Regions from separate parts of the Homo sapiens genome. Here region 2 is linked to region 1. The links are chromatin loops, found by intact Hi-C in ENCODE. Cell type or tissue: ovary. All regions are shown on one strand. Each heading gives the region's core, and the rest is flanking DNA. Links, peaks and the distances in the headings are about the cores only. Region 1 overlaps BCL2 (BCL2 apoptosis regulator). Region 2 overlaps BCL2 (BCL2 apoptosis regulator).

Region 1 (10,095 bases), core at 957-8,956:
GGAGCCACACATGTGGCTCTCCTCCCCACCCCACGCCACTGTCCATACCTGTCTCCGTATGTGAGTAGAACATAATCACTGTGTGCTCCACAGGGATTGGCGACAGGCAAATATGCTCTACTTGTCGGTCATGATTTGGGCCAAGCGTGCCGTGGCTCCTGTACCTGCCATGTGACTCGTGAACACGGGGCATGGCCCAGGCTGCCTCCCTCTATTTTTGTCACTGCAAGAGTTAATTCATGAAAATACGCCAAAAATGGGAACTGAAAGCAGATGCTTGTTAAGTTCTGCAGCTTGGCCTAATCGCTGTCATCAGGACATCGCTGCTGGGGGCAGTGAGGGGAGGGAGTCCTTCATTTATTAAACGTGGAGGGCCAGAGTTAGGGGCCAAATGTTTGGTTTTCACTTGTTTAAATCAGTAAGTGTTGACTGAGGCTGGTGGTGTGGGGAGTACAAAGAACCTGCATGTCCTAATAGGAATTTGCTGAAAGTGGCCTCAGACCTGGAGGAGGGTATGTAGAAGAAAAAGAGCAAAGCAGACTAGGCTGGAGGATGCGGCATCCTCAGCCAGCTGGGCACTGCCAGCCTCCAGCCCTGCCTTGTCTGGCACTTGCTTTTTGGGACTGGTTAAGAAATCAGCCTGGGCATCTTTTCTGGAAGCTCCACACTGCATTAGCTCCAGGGAGCCCTGATGACCTACCGCAGGCCCAGACATCTGTCGAGGACCAGATGCACCCCGGATGGTGCTGGTTCTGTTGTTCTTGGTTTGGGGCAGGTAAGTCACAAATGGCTGAAACTTCACAGCCTGCTTACATCCCACTCAAAAGCACCCCAACGTATAATAGTCTTACTCAGATCCCAGCTCCCCAGTTCTGCAGCTCAATGGGTCATTCTGTGACCGTCAAAGTGACTGCGATGATCCTCTGAGAAGCCCATGGGAGAGGCTTCTTATCCACACCATCAATCTACCGATCAGGAAGAGAAGAACAATTACATCCTCTGTGCTCTGGGGGACAAGGGGAGCTGACGGATGGTGGTGAACTCCTCAGTGAGCTCCATATGGGCATGCTAAGAAAAATCTGCTTTCATTTTGTAGTTTATGATTTAGTTCAGTTCACCTGGAAAGACTCAACATGAATAAAACCAGATGCATTTCAAGGAACACTGCTTGGCTCTTTGACAATCCTCTTCCTTCCTCATCAGACAGTCTTCCTGTGCCCAGGGAAGACAGCAGACCTCTCTATCACAAGGAAAATGCAGTCTCTGTCAGTGGCAGCAGCTGTTAGTACCAGGACAGGTAAATGGTGGGCCAGGTCAGCCTGTGGTTCTGGATCCTGGCTCATTAACATATGGACAAGATACGCTGGCGTGGCCTCTCATCTGAATAGCTGTTTACGGCGAAGGACCTCTGACAGTATGCTTTCTGTTGCAAGAAGGATACTGCTGTATATAGAACTAGAGAGAGAAGCAAAAACAGAAACTCAGAGAGAGAAACGGGAGACCCAGAGACCCAGAAAGACAAAGAGAAAGAGAAAAAGAGAAGCTGAAAGCAATCATGGATGAGTTTTAAGTGAGTGGAGGGGCTGAAATATCTTCCATCAGCACAACCTACAGGGGCACAGTTGACAGCTGGCTGACCTGACCCAAGGACACGCTCTCACAGTGAAGCCAGTGAAGCTGGCCTCCTGGGGGCAGGAGCAAGGTCAGAACACTACACGTGCCCACTGTACAAGGCCTGTCAGCATTGTCAGCAGTGGGCACTTAACACGAGAAAAGTCGTGCCCCTGGGAGATCCACTTCCAAGGCAACTGTCACTTCCCGTCAAACGCTCAGGACCGGTCAGACACTTTTGCAGCTTGCAGCGGCGAGCCTGGGGGACCCTGCCTGCAGAAGGGATGCAAGTATGTGCTGGCTGCATTGCAAATGGAATTTGAACTGTGCTACGGGGCCTTTATACACCGACTATTCCTCAGGCAAAAATGGCAGAGCCAGAATATTCCAGGTGGGACTGGCAGCTGAGTGGTCAGTGGCCATGCCTATGCATGTGTAGCACTGGCAGAACCTTGCTGCCATTGCAGAAACCTTGGAGCGAGTTGGCTCAGGTTGCATTCAGGGATGCAAACATTTACTGACCGCCTGAGTTGCACACAGCATTGTGCAGAGTGCTGCAGGGGAGATAGTGAGCTTGACTCCATGACAATGAGCTCCTTAAGGCAGGACATCATGCTCATCACCCAAATCAGGTACTCAGTAAACGCTCTTCCAATGGGATGACTCAGAGATATGCACACCTAAGGTCGTAGGAATAAGCTCAAGTTTGGGCTGGTGAAGGCTTCAAGAGAAATTTTAGGTCAAGCAAATTGCTATTTCCACTGAGGAAACCCCTTGGCCAATCTTGGATCCACAGGCAACATGTTTTTCATAGTATAATTGGCGCTAACTTTGGATAGCTCGTTTTAGCTCTTTCTTTCCTCTAGCTTTGATCTATCTTTTGGACATATCTGAATCGAGCAATCCAACCATAGGCAAACCACTTTAAAAAGTATTTATTTAGCATCTACTTCTGGCTAGGCACTAAATCTGGGATGACAAGAGATATTTAACTGTGGTGCCAAAGCCCATTAAGGTGGCTTTTACAAACAACTCTAGACAGAAGAGACTGCCATCAGAAAGGTCACACAACTTGCTCAAAGTCACTCAGCTCATTGCAGCAAAGCCGGGGTTCGAATCCAGGACTATATGACTGCCAGGCATGTACCTTTTCAACTATATTTTGCTTCTCCCAAAGGAAGCAGAAAAGACATACAAGATCCAACTCCGGCTCCCCCGGAGCAATAAATATGAGAGGCTAAACAGGAAGTCCCGAGGAGTGACAGGGAACGCTCAAGAAATGTACCAAGAGTGTTTAAGATGGGCTGGAAGGCGGACAGAAAGTGAGACAGGAGCTGAGGCCTCAGGACTTCAAATAAAAGCAAGAAAACCAAGGATGGTGTTTCAGGGCAAGGAAGTGGCATGGGAGTTTGGGGCCACCCTGGTGGGTCCTAAAGCAAGCCGGTGTATGCCGTCAGGGGTGAGTCAGAGCGAATGGGGCCACATCAACAGAAAGAAGACCCTGTGACCATGGAGAAACCACCAGTCACAGGACCTTCCCCATCACCCCCGCCCCCGCCGCCCTGGGCACTGTGCAAGGCTGGATCCCACGGGAACGTGTGCGGCACACTCTGGAAGCCCTTGACTGTGGTCTGGCCCTGTTGCTAGGGCTGCACGTGCCATCTCAAGAGTATTTTAAAATGTTGTATGATATAGACTCAAATCCCCAAAGAGAAATTCTTTCCATATTATTCAGGAAAAGCCCTCCTATTTACAGGGCTGCTTCACAGGGAATTCTAGAATGTGAAAGAGAACAAAATTTCCTTGAGTCACAAAAACAAATCCAACTTGAGGCCTAATTTAGAATATTAAAATATGTGGCCCCAGAGCTTCCACAGTGGCAACTGGATTTTGATCCTTTCAAGTGATCAGCTCAACTATTCTTGCTGGACCAAAAGTGGTTGTGTCTGCAACGTGCATGAACAAGAGTGGCTCCACACCACGGACAGAGCATAAGCCCTCAAAGAAGAGACCCAGGGGGATACAGGGGGCTTCCCTGGCCACTCGCCCCACTGCCCAAGAGATCCAGGGGGTGGGGGGGCTTCTCTGGGCCGCTCGCCCCACTGCCCCGTCACCTGCTTCTTGCATGGTCTCTCTCCTCCTGGAGGCACCCCTCGTGACTCCTCATGACTGGAAACAGCTTTTCTCTACTCACATTTAAAAAATCTTCATAATTTAACAAAGGCAGATACCTTTAAATTCCTAGGAACCTACCTGCCAAGTGTTTTACAAGAACCTAGCTCTGCTCACCAAGCATTTAATCCTTTAATGTTCGATGTGTTACTGGAAGGCCAGAAGTTTGCAAGGCAAGTTTGTGATTGTTGCAGTCAGACCCAACAAGCCAAACACTTTCTTTCAGCATTTTGGCAGTTGCATGCTGAGAGGGAATGTGTTCAGTGCAACATCTCTAATACACCAAATTAAAGATGAACAAACAAAAAAGCAGAATCACAGCATCCTTCATGCACAGTGACTATAAGCTCAGCTCTGTCCTCAGCACACAGGATGCCCAAGACCCTGCTCTGTGGGGTAGCTGAACAGCGAGGAGTTGGTGGGAGACAAAAAATGGCTGGACACGGCCCAGGTCCCCAAGATCCCCCAAACCTCTCTCCCCTGCCTTCACTATAACCCAGACAGGACTCCCGTCCTATCTCCCAAATCCCTTTTCCCTGCCAAAATTCCCTTTATTTTTTTCTCCTTCACTTTGTCCTTTGCTTTCCTGTTCCCTCCTTGTCTTGCATTTTATCAGCTGAAGTTCATTCCTCAGCTCCGATCCCCACAACCCGTTCTCCATTTGCCTGTTGTAGTCTAGGACAGAAAACTCAGAGCCTGAATTTCCTGGAAGACACTAATTCCCCACTCCCTCAGATACATAAAGAAATTAAGTGTTGGCCGAGTGAAACAAGTGAGACTTCTGCAGCCGCAGCCAGGGCTTGGCCATAGCTGCGAGGGACCTTCCAGCCCGCCTCCTGGCAGAAGGACGCTGGTCGTGGACACTGATGGGGAAATGGCGGCTGTCCCTGAGCCCCCCAAGAAATGGAGCGAGGTAACTAGAGGCAGTGTGGTTACCATTTGACCGTGGAAGTCTGACAGGACGCCAGGCCTGCGATCCACGCTGGAGTCAGCCAGAGGCCCGCTCTACAAGCCTCCTTTAACCCTTGAGGAGTTAAATGCTGGCATTGTGGTTATGGGACAACTGGAGAGGGATTTGTGTTGGATAAAGGAGCAGAATAAAAACGTCTAAATTTCATCTTTTCTTTGTGTGTTTTCACCTCTGCCAAATTCTTGGAATTCTTATGTCTTACAATTTTATGTGCTTTTCATTTCCGTTTGAACCAGAAACATCATTTAAATGTCTTTGGAGGTAATCCTAACCTACTGAAACACCCCGAGAAACTGTGAAAAAAGTATTAGGATCACGCCTGGTGGGTTTTAAGAAATTTTTGATCCCCAGGCATAAGTTCATGGTTGATGGAATATAGATTCAAACAGGTATGTTTTACTAACTTGGTACACCACCTGAAGAAAGTGATTTTATTAAGGGTAACTTTAAATGCGAAAAAAATAATTTCACTGCCATCATGTCTACAATACCTTTTGGCGAGAAAACAAGAATTCGGAGCTTTTAATGTTTGGCAATGGAACACATCCTTTGGAGGGGAGGAGTCCCAGGAGAGCTCAACCCCTGGCTCTGAAGCTCATCATGTTATCCTAGATTTATAACCGGATAAGCTGGTCTGTTCTGATGTCTTGGTTCTATCACAAGCCACACAATGGCAAGCTGTGGGGTCTGAGTGTCGACGCACCCTTTCTCAGTTCCTCCACTTGTGGTCCAGGGATTCACCTTTCCAGGCTTTGAGAGCCTCATTTGTAACAGGAAGAGATGCCCCATGGTCCTCTAAAGGTCCTTGGTGACACTCAAGTGACATCACTTTTAGATTCTGGGACTCCGTTTTATGTTTGTGCATCAAAAGCAGGGAGGATGAAAAGGGTTTGATACAGTTGGGGCACTGGGAGAAACAGGTGCCTGCAGCCCTGCTGGCTTGCATTCAAAGTCGCAATGTGCCATCACATTTATTACCGGTGCAAATAGAGGCTTGAATCCTAGAGGGGATTTTACTAGAAGAAGCCGGGACGTGACCTGCCGTAATATAGAAGCTAGGAATGTTCTTGATATTCTAGACATCAAAAGAAACACAAGCCAAAATCTTCATGGCACCAGACATTAGAATCCCAGGCAGGGTTTGTAAAGTCCCAACTATTTCTGCTTAAGAATCTACCCAAGAGATACTCCGACAGCTCAAATGGCATGAAAAACATATTCCAATAACACTGAGATGATTTTATGAAAAATTAAGGGATGTCTTCTCTGGATGTGTCCTACTTCTCAGCCATAAACAATATCCATTATTTATGGTAACTTTTGATGATAAGTTAATACCCCAACCAAAGGAGTTTATGGTTTTCATCCCTATTCCTCGGGCAATGGAACCATACATCACTCAAGATTACAGTGTTATTCCCTTTGGATGCCCCCAGGAGATATTTCTTGTATCTCCTAGAATACCCTCTTGAACCAAAAGTTTCCACATTTAAGTCTTTTCTCAGAATGTTTCATTCTCCATGCCCGACCCCTCCCTGCTTGGAAAATGCAGAGAAAATCCATCAGTCATTTTTGGGTTATCAGACTGTGACAAATTTGTTTTTCAAGCTTCAGAAGATTGTTGAACTGCGCTTCCCCGCTCCCCCCCATTTCAGATAACTCAAAACTGGTTTGGATCCGTGACATCAACCTTGGCATGTATGAAGAACGAGGAATGAGGACTTTGCCTTGTTTGGAACCAAAAGAGAAGAATATCCATTTTCTCTCTCTCTCTCTTTTCCATTTTTATTAAGTCAGTATTTTTTCCTTTTAGCCAGATGATGTATACTTTTAACATTCCAGGAAAAAAGTGTCAGTGATATGCGAGTCATAATAAAAGAAAATCAAAAGAAATGCAATTACAAGGGACAGGGAACTGTATCATTTTTAATATAAAATGCCCAGATGAAAATCTAATTTAAAAAATTACCAGCACCATATAAATGAGAAAAGAATATAAGAAAACATTTGTTATTTTAAAAATTAGCTTAATCCTTAATCTTTCTGGCTCTTGGACTTTCAACTTTATTTTTAAAGGCCAAAAATGGTCTTTCGGTGCTGGATCAGGAGTAAACCTCTCAATGATGCAATGAGATACTGTGAAGTGGCAACGAATTTCCCTGGCCTCTGGCCTGCTGCCTGGAATGTAGTAGGAAAAAAAAAAAAAGTTGTTAAATAAAAACAGTGAACAAACAGGATGAAATAATAACCTTCTCATTCTCCTTATTATAGAGGTATCTATTACAAACAAAAACAAATATTCACATGGCACGCTGTTGTTGAGAAAGTGCTTCCATATAGATCATCTAGTGTGGTCCTCCCAACAAGCCACAGATAAGTTATTACTGCTGTCACCCCTCTTTTAGAGATGACCAAGAATACGTAACTTTTCCAAGGACACCTAGTTAATCAATTATGAAACCAGAACTCAAACCCAGAATTCTGACATAAAATATCCTGCCTTTCCACTCAATCACGCGGCCTCCCTAAATGTAGCTATGACTCCCAGCTAAACGGGCCTGCCCAGAGCCACGAAGTCATAAGTGTGCATGGAGCAGCGACGTGCTTATGCTGACACCTCTGTCTCTTTGATAACGTTTACATTATGAGAAAAGAATCAAGCTCATTTATGTCAGCAGTCCACAACCTTTTTGGCACCAGGGACGTGTTTTGTGGAGGACAATTTTTCCACGAATGGGGTGGGGGATCATTTCAGGATGAAACTGTTCCAACACAGATCATCAGGCATTCGGTTCCCATAAGGAGCACACAACCTAGATCCCTTGTGGGCACAGTTCACAATAGGGTTTGCACTCCTAGGAAAACCTAATGTCGCCACTGATCTGACAGGAGCCGGAGCTCAGGCAGTGATGCTCGCCAGCTGCTCACCTCCTGCTGTGCGGCCCTGTTCCTAACAGGCCACAGACCCATACCGGTCCCGGGCTATATGTATAAGTTGCAACTGTTGGCTGGTGCCAGACGACTTTCGCTTGTTCTGTCTCTGTTTCTCTTCTAGCCCAGGGAGATGTCATTCTGTTACCCTCAACCCATGTGAGGGGAAGCTGGAACTATTCACGTATTTACAGGGAGAGTCCGAATAATCATGCAGTAACCCAGCCTTCCTTTCAAACTCTTTGCTTGATGTAATCGCCAATTTTCATTTCAGGCCTGAAAAATAACACTGTTATGACAGTGACCGGCAGATGATTAACAGTGAAGAAGAGAGGAGATGTCACTAATAATATTGATTTTTAACCCTTTCTCTAGTTTTTGTTTGGAACAAACACAGTGCTTAATTATATGGCTCTCTACAGAAAGGGTTCTCCTGACATGAGGCATTTATTTATTTATTTATTTATTTATTTATTTATTTATTTATTTATTTTGAGACAGCGTCTCCCTCTGTCAGTTACCCAGGCTGGAGTGCAGTGGTGCGATCTCGGCTCACTGCAGCCTCTGCCTCCCAGGTTCAAGCAATTCTCCTGCCTCAGTCTTCCCGAATGGCTGGGATTACAGGCACCCACCGCCATGCCTGGCTAATTTTTGTAGTTTTTTTGTAGAATTGGGGTTTCACCATGTTGGCCAGGCTGGCCTGAAACTCCTGACCTCAAGTGATCCTCCTGACTCAGCCTCCCATAGTGCTGGGATTACAGGCGTGAGCCACCGCGCCCAGCCTGACATGAGGCTTTTAGGTACAGAAAGAGAAGTTTCCTTTGTCCAGATGCAATTTTCCCCTATTTTGCTTGGGTCAGCCTGAAAACGAAAGAAAGAGAGTGACCTGGTGGCAAGATGGCTAAGGTTTCTCTCTTCTTCAGCAACACCCAGCTGAAGAGTGGACACCAGTGAATGCACTCTGCTCCTATCTTCAATACTGTGGGCCCAGGAGGGCTGAAAGAAAAGCAGAAAAATCACTTTCCTGCCCAACGGGCATTGTGATGGTTTTTTTTCTTTTATTGCTAACGTACGTCTTCTCTTGTTTTTCTTTCCCTCTGCGTCTGAGGTTGCCATTCCCCACTTTCTCTCCGCATTTTCTTGGCTCCCTCCAGTTTTCTCTGGAGTGACTTTTCCCTTTCTCTGTGAAACCATCACTTCTATGTATTTTCCGTGTCCCATGAACATGCCACAAGTTCTAGAATTAGACTCTGCTCAGCCTTCCCGTGAGCTGTTTTAGTCTGATATTCCAGCAGTCTCCAGGTAGGAAAAAAGAAGTCGATTTAAATATGAATTCCTATAAGGCTGAAGCTAAGCTAACACATTCTGGAGACCTTGTGGCAGAAAAATGTCCAGAAATATTGGACTATAACATAAGATTTGATGCTTAAGAATGAGTTATCAGGTTTGGGGGTGAGAAGGGGTATTAGGTCTCCAACCTCCACTGGGCTACTCCTGTCATATTTTTCCTAGCAAGACAGGCAACACTCCTCAAAGGTTACTAAGCTGCGCCTCCACCAAGAAGGAAAATGGGACTCCTTTCACCTTGAGCTCTCTTTGTACCTTCAGCAAATGACTTCTGAAGTCATCTTGATCTCCTCTTCTATAATGCAATCAGGGGCATTCCCTGCTTCTCTGTCATCTCTCTAATTACTGAAAGAAATTTTCCCCCTTCTTGTGTTTTTTTCTATAATTAGCCTCATAGATTGGTCAAATTCGTCTGTCCAGATTTCCCCCCAAAATTCCCTTCTCCACACTGACTGCGGTGACCCTAAGCTACTTTTTTGCCTATGGCCGGGCTACCTCCCCTAACACCAATCTACCCTGCAACTGACTAACATCTAACCCAGCAGAAATTACTGGGCATCTGTAACATGACTGGCATGATCAAAACCCTGGGGTGGATTCAAGAGAAAAATGCAACTACTCCTTTCCTTCTATGAGGTCAGGAGCAAGCAATACAAGCAAGAATGTCCTGGTGGCAGAAGGGGTGGCCATGACGGTTCAGAGAAGGGCGAGTTCACTCAGGCAAGGGGGGCGATAATAGATGGGGGGCGATAACAGATGAGGGGCTGGGGGCGAGGGGAGGGGACAGCATAGGCTACAGGGGGAGGATAAATGTGTGCATAGGGAATGCTAATGGCTTGGCCCGACTTTGTGGGTTTCAAAACAAAATCTCATGGAAAAGATAATTTAAATGAAAATCGGAGCTTATTAATTTTCTGTAGGCCCAGCCCAATTTCTCATAGTTCTCAGTCATGTTGGTACATGCTAGTTTCCGTGGCAGCCTAAGATAAAGCTCTTAATGCGATGTGAGTCCCTTAGAGATTAGCACTATTATAAATATAAATGCTCAAACACAAGCAAGTTGA
Region 2 (10,095 bases), core at 1,310-9,309, 140 kb after region 1:
GGGCTGGCAATGCCCTGTTTCTTTTACCTGCATGATGGCTACAAAGTGTTTACTTTAAAATAGCCCAATGGGATATACATTTATATTTTATTTACATTTTGGTATATTTATTATACTTCTAAATAAAAGATTTTTTAAATGAAGGAAAATCATAAATCAAAAAGATAGAAGAGTATCCATGCCAAACTGCATGAGATCATAGGCTTTGGAGTGAGACATACCTGTGATCCAATCCTACCCCTGCCACTGACTAATTGTATGACCTTGAATGAGTTATTTAAACTTTCAAAGCCTCAGTTTCCGTATCTATTAAATGAAGGTGATAATATCTATTTCTCAGGGTTGTAAAATGAATTAAGATCCTATATATAAAGCACCTAGTAGAACATCTGGCATACTGTAAGCCTCAAGAAATGGTAGCATTGCAAATTGTATATCTGATAACGGATTAACGTCCAGAATATGTAAAGAACGCCTACAACTCAATAACAACAAAACAACCTGATTTTAAAAAATCAACAAAGAACTTGAACAGACATTTCTCTAAAAACAAGATAAATGAATGGCCAATCCGCACATAAGAAAGATGCTCAACATCATTAATCACTAGGAAGATCCAAATCAAAACCACAATAAGTTAACCACTTCACACTCATGAAGAGGGCCATCTTGAAAAACCAGAAAATAAGAAATATCGGTCAGGAATTAGAGCAGCTGGAACCCTTGTACACTGCTGGTAGAAATGTAAAATGGTGCAGCTTCTATGGAAAACAGTATGATGGTTCCTCAAAAAATTAAAAATAGAATTACAATAGGATCCAGAAATGCCACTTCTGGAAGTGGAATTTCAAAAGAATTGAAAGCAGGCACTCAAACAGATATGTGTACATACCGTTCATAGCAGCATTATTCACATTAGTCCAAAAGGGGAAGCAGCTCAAGTATCCATCAATAAATGAACGGAGAAACAATATGTAGTAGATCCATTCAATGGAATATCATTCAGCCTTCAAAATGAAGGAAGCTGTGACACAGGCCAAAACATGGATGAACCTTGAAGACATCATGCTTAGTGTAACAAGCCAGTCACAAGTGTGAGTCCACTTATGCGAGGTACCTAGAGTAGTCAAGTTCATAGAGGCAGGCAGTAGTATGGTGGTTGCCAAGGCTGCAGGCGTGGGGGAACAGGCATTACTGTTGAACAGATCCTGAGTTTCTGTCTGAGAAGAAAAAAATAATCTGGTGATAAATGGTGGTGATGGATGCATGACATTGTGAAGAAACTTCATGCCACTAAGCTGTACACTGAAAAACGGTTAACATGATAAATTTTATGTTACATACATTTTACCACAATTTAAAAAAATTATTAAAAAATACTAACAATAGGCCAAGCGTGATGGCTCACACCTGTAATCCCAGCACTTTGGGAGGCTGAGACAGGTGGATCAATTGAGCTCAGGAGTTTGAGACCAGCCTGGGTAACACAGTGAGACCCCTGTCTCTACAAAAAAATACAAAAATTAGTTGGGCATGGTGGCACGTGCCTGTAGTCTCAGCTACTTGCAGGGCTGAGGCAGGAGGAGTTCTTGAGCCCAGAAGGTTAAGGCTGCAGTGAGCCATGTTCATGCCACTGCACTTCACTCTGAGTGACAAATTGAGACCTTGTCTCAGAAAGAAAGAAAGAAAGAAAGAAAGAAAGAAAGAAAGAAAGAAAGAAAGAAAGAAAGAAAGAAAGAAAGAAAAAGAGAGAGGAAAGAAAGAGAAAAAGAAAAGAAATAGTAGCAACTGTTATTGTAAGACATCTCCACACACCAGAGAAGTTAATTTTAATTTTAACATGTTAAGAACAGAGAGAAGCCAACATGTCCACCTTAGGCTGACGGTTTGTTTATTTGTGTTGTTGCTGGTAGTCGGGTTTGTTATTTTTAAAGTAGCTTATCCAATACTTCATTAACAATTTCAGTAAGTTATTTCATCTTTCAACATAAATACGCACAAGGATTTCTTCTGGTCAAGACCAAACTAATATTAGTCCATAGTAGGAGCTAATACTATCACATTTACTAAGTATTCTATTTGCAATTTGACTGTAGCCCATAGCCTTTTGTCGGCTAAAGTGAGCTTAATGCTGATCAGGTAAATTAAAAATTATAGTTAATTAAAAGGGCATAAATGTTACCTGACTCAATAAGTCATTTCAATTAGGTCTGTTATCACAAGTTCTTGACACATGTAATTAAGAAAGCTAAGCTACAGGTCACTCTTTGATGATGTTTAAGCTGCAGTTCTGATTATCTTCAAACTGCGATTCCAATCCAGAGTTGTAACTAGCAGTTATTTCTCTCATGGACCAAAAGATCAGAATTTTCCCTGGAAGTTTATCAGAAATGCTTTCAAGTTTCAAAATACTTGCCTGAAGTATCCTATAGTGGCCTTGAAAACGATCTGTCCAAATACCCAGTTTAACCCATGGTTTAAGAAATAAAGAAAGTTGACTTCATTTATTTGTCTTTTTTCCCTCCTAAATGGCAGTTTGATTTGTAAAGCACGGCAATGGAATGAAAATCTTATTTTCAAGGTCAGCTTTAACAAGCATTCAATATCTCAAATGCCATTACACATTTTACTTACTCAAAACACCAAAAAGTCATCAACACGACCCTCCCAAAATCTACTAATGACTTCTGTGAAAGGCACTGAATCTTTGTAATTAGACAAAGTAAGATCATGTATGTCAAAATATAGGCCCTGGTTCACAGAAAATGCTTAATAAATAGCAGTAAATATATATAGATATATATATCATAATAGCACAAGTTGAATGTGCAGGGTCCATGTAAGCTAAATTTATTATCCCATTTTAGCTGAACAGATTTTAGAACATTCAGTGATTCCATTCCATTTTGTAAATTACTGATCTGTACCAATTCAAAAATTCTTCTGAAACTCAATTCCCAGGCATTTGGCTTTTGTTCCTGGGATTTCCACTGCTTTAGAGAATCCAGCTTTAATGGGCTTCTTTCTGAGAAATTCTCCATTGGTTCTGAGAAGTACTTCTATTGAATGCTCCATTTAATTTCATTTTGCAATTAATGAAACTTTCAAGACCTATTTCCCCTCTTTTGAAAAATTTCTAGTTATTTTTTTCTTGCCTTTTGGGTAATTAGGAGCAGCAAACTACTTCCACTAAGAACTAAAGGCAGTAAGTATGGCAACAAAAATACCAAATGTCAAAACAAATGTCATTTTCCGAGTTCTGAAACGCCCATCTCTCAGAATTAAAAACATTCCATGTCACCTCTACGGGTCTTTGGTTGCTAGCTCTCAAATGGATTCACGTTCTGATTTCAGTAAAATTCAACCAAAAGCTTTTAGGGTTTTTAATCTTCCTTGACAAAAATACTTAACCTTCTCCAGCCTGGGAGGTACCGTCTTTTCCTGCCTGTGAAACTCTACCAGTTTGGTAATAAAACAAACCACTAATTTAGTTGTTTATTATTCTTAGCCTAAAGATGTTTGCGTGGCTAGCTGAGTACAAATGTACTGTATCTGCGCTTCTTCTTTTTAAAGTTTTAAACAAATAATCACTGAACAAAATCAGCCAGGAATGATCTTCTGCTCATGGGAACCGTATCCCAACCCAGAACCACACGCAGAAGAGTGCAGGGCCTCGAGGTCTGTTATCTCACCAAATAACTTTCCCTATGTGGTGAAAAACTGGTTAAATCACTTTTCCAGCGATCCCGGAATTTTCAGTTCAATTCTATCCCTCCTAAGTCACCAGGGCCTCTTTGGTAATGGATGAAACCATGAAGTTTGGTTCAGAGGAAGCAAAGACACATTCAAATGTGAGACTCAACTGCTCCCCGAGGATTCTTCCTGCTTCCTAGTTTTAGGTAGATCAAGAGCACTTTTAAAATAAACTTGGCGTTTGTTTCCTATTCCAATGGAAAATCTGACTGGAGACTCCACAGCGACAGCAAAGAACCCTTACTTTTCTGGACAATCAAAATCCGGCTTTTGTCACTCTAACTGCAGCAGGTCAGCACACAGGGTACCAGTGTGTCCCTGAGCGCGCTGACGAATGGATATGGTGCTGGCAGCCTTGGCCTGGGGGCACTTCTGAGGAGCTTTAAAAAATACTAATTCCTGGGTTCCCCTCTCCAGCCCAGATATTTTTATTAAATTGGTCTGAGATGTGGCCTGGGTGGCAGGATTTATAACACTTCCTGGATGATGTTAATGGAAGCCCTTTGAGGTAGAAGAAGGTAGACAGGACTGACTGGGAGCGCATCATCAACCACCTCTGCCTCCCCACTAAGAAGTCTAAGAATACCCCAAAATAGGGGTGCAGTGGTTGAGGAGAAAAGAGAGGAAGTCACGTATACTTTTGCAGGCTTTCATGCAAGGACCCAAGTGTGTGTGCTAAGCACAGTCCCCAAACAGGGGACCCCAGAAGTCCTATTCCTAAGATCTGAATTGCACCAAAGGTAGAGAGACTCTTCCTGGGGTTATTTGAAACAAGGCAGACTTTGCCTGGCATGTATGCGCCAGACCCAGCCTCTGCAGTGCTTATGTGGCAATGCTTAAGCAGCTCCCAGCACTCGACAGGGTACTTTAAACAACTTCATTAGTTTGAAATTTTAAATCCAAAAAAAGCTACCTTCAAATGTATGACTCAAGAGCATAAAATTTCAGAGCAGAGAACACCGCCAGGCTAGTAGGTGAAGCATCTTATTTTTAAATGGCAAGGGGGAACCTTGAGTAAATATTTGGTTGCAATGTATTCCAGGGGTGGGGGGTTTGGACGGAGAGGAACCACTGGTTTTTATTCAAAATCCTCCTCCCGCTGGGCCCAGGTCAGGCCTACACAGCTCTGGCTACAGACTGTGAGAATCCTGGAAGGCTCCAGGGGCTGGCTCCCACCATGCTCCACTCCAGCAAGGGCAGACGCCAGGAAAAAAATGGAAAGGGGGAGTCAGGCATGGAAGGTTTCAGACTTGCTGCAGGCAAAAGGCTGCAGAGCATCCCCAGGGAGCAGAGACCTCACAACCAGGCTCCCTACCTCGCTGTCCTTCAGGGCCGCCCACAGCTGGCTCACCTGCAGCTGCACCACCCAAGAGACAGAGACAGGCTCACACGCAGCAGCTGGAGAGAAGGGGCTGGAATAAGGATTCTTTCTAAACGGAAAAATAAAGATCACTGGGGGAACTTCTCGCCCATCCAGCAGTTTGTGTGTACTCAGCTCCCCTGGCAGGGAATGAGGGCCCGTTGTTCCCTGCTGAAGACCATTGCCCTGGAGATGGGATGGGTGGGAAGAAAAATGTCAGTAGGGGCTCTGTCCTTGCTACCTTCTCTCTCTGGCTGACCTCTGGAATTCTCTTTCTGGCTGACCTCTGAAACTGAGTTCTGGGAACGGAAGGGGACCTTGTGATGCTCCCAACATCTCCCCAAGAATGCACGCCCTTAGTTGGAGCTGTAGCTAGGTAAGGAGTCAGCTGCAAACTGCACCCTCCCCACAATCTTGTGACAGGGGAACATATGCAAATATGAGATGGGTCACTGCCGGGGAGGTACTGGATGGGGGATGTGTTCAGGAGGCTTCTGCCAGCCATGGACTGAACATATGTCAGCCATGTGGTACGGTTCTTACACAAAAACAGAATCCTGAGTTTGGTTTCACAAACAGGCTCATCTCTCATCTCTGAGTGTGTAGCGGGAGAGGGTGCACCGTTTCCATGCAGGGCAAATCTGTCTGCATGGGGCTGGGGGTTCTGCATCTCAGCATGGGTTTGGAAAGTACTAGAAGTGCATCTCACTCAACTTGATTTAGCAAGCATGTCTTTGTGGTCCATGGCTTGTGTTGGCAACTTAAATTTGACAGCACACAAACTATGTGATGGTGATGGAGGGGCAGGTATAGCAACGTCCAGTTTCCCACCTCCAGGTAGTGGCATTCTCCCTGTCCTTTCTGCAACAGCAGCCTGGGAGGTTTTCAATGCCCTTACTTCTCCTGGGTATATCTGAACTATGTCCTGCTCTTATACACATAAAAGGGTCACTTGAGGAGCTTTGGCCATATGGCAGCTGTTTGGAAACAGGCTGCCTGATGCATTGACAACCACAAGAAATCTGGAAGAGTAAAACCTGCCCCATAGCTGGCATGCTACTTGTACATTAAAATGAGAGCATAATGTAAAAGAAATGCCTTAACACTTCCTTCACTAGGTTCAAACTTGCTGTGATTATTTAGGAATTCATTTCATTTAACCAAATATGAATTGAGCACCTTTTACACAGTTGGGGGCAGGGGTGTCCAAACAGACATGAATAATTATGATACAAAACCTATTGTATATATACACAGAAAATGGATGTAGACACAAAATGAATAAACATGAAATGAATGTAGACAAAGGATAGGTTAATTTTCATTGAAGGGGAGGCAGGAGGGTTCAACAAAGGAGTTGAACGTAGCTGGGACGTAAGATTAGGGCAGGAGTAGGGGCGAGGATTGGGAGCAGAAAGTAAGGAGGACAGAGAACTTTAATGGGAGGTAGACTGGAAAGTGGGCTGGTGCCAGCCCTGAAGGTCAGCTGTACACCAAACTCTGTAGCTTGGTATACAATGACCTCTGAGCCAACCTTCAGGGCTGGCATTCTGAAGGTCATTGAAGGGGAGGTAGGAGGATTTGGTTTGCGGCAGTTTCCAGGTGAGAGGCAAGAAGTAAGGAGAGAAGGCAGAGATGGCACAGGATGGTGGGAAGGGAGTCCTTGGTGCCCAATCTCTGCCAGGCAGGGTCCTATCTTGCTACCCCATGATCCCCACATGATGATTGCATGGAGCAGATGTCATTATCCCCATTGCAGATCTGGGTCTCCTGGGTCCCTCCTCAAAATAAGACCCATTCAAAAGACACCTCCTACAACACGGGTCTGAACTACAGGTCTCCCGAGGCCACTATGGAAGGATACTGGCACTCATTCAACAGCAAAACTGTCCCAAAACATCTTCTGTAGACATCTGTCCCTCTCCAGCGTTTTGCTTCTTGTGGCAGTTGTTCTCTTTTCTCCGTCTCTCACTTCTCTCTCTACTACCCCCTTCTTGGATCCCTTTTCTCACAAGAGCTCTAGGCCACCATTTCTTACTCAGAGTGACTTCCTGCTTCTCTGATCTGCCCATCAGTTGCCCCAGTTAGCAAGATGAAGGGTCCTCCTCAGGAACCAACCTCCTTAGAAAGTATTAGAATTCTGTATGCTCCTTATTTTATACTCTGGCTGGGTCACATTCTAACAAGGAAACTGAAGCTTGGAGAAACTAAGTGTTTCTCAAGGTGCTCAACAGAGATGTTTTAGGAAGATAAATGGCATTGACGAAGAGGATGGATGGGCTGGGAACAGGTGCTGAAAGAGAAGGATACCAATCTATGACATTTTGGAAAATACAAAACTCTAGGGATATAGAAGAGAAGAGAAGTTGCCAGGGCTAAGGGTTAGGGGGTGGCGGGCAGTTTGAGTACAAACTCTCATCATGAAATATGTTTGGGGGGTGACTGACCTGTTCTGTATACTGATTAGAGTAGTGGTTACCTCTCTGTTCATTTATCAAAACCCACAAAGCTACACAAAAATGATGAATTTTACTGTAGGTAAACTTAAGAATAATTTTTGAAATGACAGGAAGACTGGCTAGGAGGTTACAGCATATGCAAGAAGGAATGAGAGGTTGAATTAGAGCAGCAGCAGCAGCAGGATAAAAAAATAATAAAATAATTTTAAAAACCTAAAAACCAGAGATCTAGGGAAGAGAGACTTTTAGAAGCAGGATTCAGATATGTGGGGAGTATGAGTGAAGAACTCAGATATGCAGACTTTCAGGGCTGGAAAGAATCTTAAGAGATGATCCAGGAAAGCTCTATCTCACAGATGAGAAAACCAAGTTGAAAATGATTTAAGAGTTTGGGGCTCTGTCTGGGTGGACAGTGATATCATTAAGCAGACAGAACAGACATAGATGAGCAGGCGAGAGGAGGAAGTTGATGAGTTCATTTTGGACATTTTGATTTTGGAACATTTATGTCACCAAGATTTCTTTTTTTAGTTTTTAGGAATTTGAAAACAAAATTGTTGGGTTTTGGCATTGAGTGCAATATCTTTCCACAAATACTGTTTCATTACAGCTACAATGAAAAAGAACTTTGAATACAGATCCCTACATGAAGATGACACATTAGCTTCTTCTGAGTTGTTTTTGTTTTGTGACTTTCCTTCAGCATCACAAAGAGGGAATGACACTGACCCAGCAAAGATTTTAGGCACATTATCCATTAACATACTTGCCACGAACACTACCATATTTTCATGTGTTTATATAACAAAGCTTTTCCTTCCTTATTAAAAACAATACAAATCAAGCTTTGAAAAGCAGTTGTTTTCCATTCTTACTGATGCTAGGCTATAATTCACTGCTGTTTTGTTTTCGTTTTAGAATATTTAGCAAGCAACCAAGGGAAGATGGGCATTGACTTGCTATTAGTCAGTAGGCACAGCCTAGTGAAAGTTTCCATGCTGCACATAGGGCTGAAATCAAGGAGTCTTTTGTCCATATTTCAGAGCAACTTGGAAAATGATTTGGTTCAGCAGTCAAGGGGAGAAAAGAAGTAGAGTTTTCAACACCATCACAGCCATTGGGATATGCAACCAATTTTAAGAATCAGAAACTCAAGTTGCAAACTACCAAGAAAGCATAATGTTCTTGGCAGCAAAGTTTAATCACAGAAGAACAACATAAATATAAAGCTAATAGTATTTACAATAACTGTCTACTGTTTCTTTAAGAGCTGAGTAAAGTGAATGCAAAGATGGTGAGTCTAAGGAAGAATCTAGAATGCTGGCACATTTAGGCAGGGATCTTGTTTTGCTTGCTGATAAACCTACATGCGTAGCACAGTGCCTGGCACATAATAGGCTCTCAATATGTAATTGTTGAATGAATGAATGAATGAAGCTAGGAGAGAAGTGAACAAGTAAAGTAAGAGATAGCAAAGCCACCATACTTCATTCATCCATTCAGCAAATGTTACTGAGCTCTTACTAATGTGAGGCCTTTTTTTAAGGCATGGTGGTGGATATACACAAGCCTAAAATAACAACTTAGAAAACAGCCCCGGGCCTCAACATGTTTATAACCTGGAAGAGGAAGAAGGAAAAGTATAGCAAACATTTGTATATCAAAGTAATATCAAAGAGCATGTGACAAGGCCTGGAAAAATGGCACAAAAAAAAAGAAAAAGGCTGAAAAGGTGGTAAAGATTTAGAAATCAGCGGGGTCACTCCCAACAGGGATACTGTCATCCTGAAGGTGAGATCAGATCTGGGCCTTAAGGGATGGAGAATTCTGATGGGAACAGAATACTCTGGGATGTAAAAACAGCAGGAAAAAGATCCCCAGAACAGAGAAGGCAGGGCGGGTTCAGAGCATAGCAATCTTGCTAAGGAGTAGCAGGGAATGATGAAGAAAATGTCACATAGGTTGCAGTGAAAGATGGAGAGAGGAATTTGAACAGCTGGATAAAGGAAAATGAAGACTTACCTAGGAAAAGAGGAGCCTTAAAATAAAAAAAAGGGTGGCTCATGCCTATAACCCCAGCCCTCGAGGAGGCCAAGGCAGGTGGATCACTTGAGGTCAGGAGTTCAAGACCAGCCTGGCCAACATGGTGAAACCCCGCCTCTACTAAAAATACAAAAATTAGCCAGGCATGGTGGTGCATGCCTGTAATCCTAGCTACTTGAAAGGCTGAGGCAGGAGAATCACTTGAGCCTGGGAGGCGGAGGTTGCAGTGAGCCAAGATGGTCCCACTGTACTCCAGCTGGGTGACAGAGCGAGACTCCACCTCAAGAAGAAAAACAATCAGGGAAGAATTTTAATTAAATCATCACAAAGTATAAGATAAACTGGAGTGCGGAGAAACTGGAGCAGGTGAATGAATTCCCCTAGGGAAGAGTTAAGAAGGTGGTGGCAGCAAGACCAGTGAGGGAGGAATGGAGGGCAGTGAAGGATGCTGGGCTCAAAAACCTGAGCAGAAGCTGGAAG

What was found. Hi-C counts contacts between places; a loop is a spot of excess contacts. Peaks named below come from ENCODE experiments on the same cell type or tissue, not always from the same donor. Only the 100,000 strongest peaks of a DNase experiment are listed, where the experiment ranks them.
Region 2: a loop joins it to region 1, with 2.1 times the contacts of the local background. A loop is called at or near these places in 3 of 110 quality-filtered maps.

The regions. Positions count from the first base shown.
Region 1 is chr18:63,141,716-63,151,810 of GRCh38, forward strand. All of the region lies in intron 2 of BCL2 (BCL2 apoptosis regulator), which reads right to left. Among named protein-coding and RNA genes, the nearest start is that of BCL2, 170 kb to the right of the region's middle. RefSeq lists enhancers at 491-590, 1,141-1,330, 4,160-4,660, 4,661-5,161, 5,395-5,514 and 1 more. In ovary, for the core only: no CTCF peak of the experiment used is centred there; a DNase peak (open chromatin) is centred at 4,697; H3K27ac peaks cover 2,654 bases.
Region 2 is chr18:63,279,995-63,290,089 of GRCh38, forward strand. The region is part of intron 2 of BCL2 (BCL2 apoptosis regulator); the gene reads right to left. Among named protein-coding and RNA genes, the nearest start is that of BCL2, 35 kb to the right of the region's middle. In ovary, for the core only: no CTCF peak of the experiment used is centred there; no DNase peak of the experiment used is centred there; H3K27ac peaks cover 5,155 bases.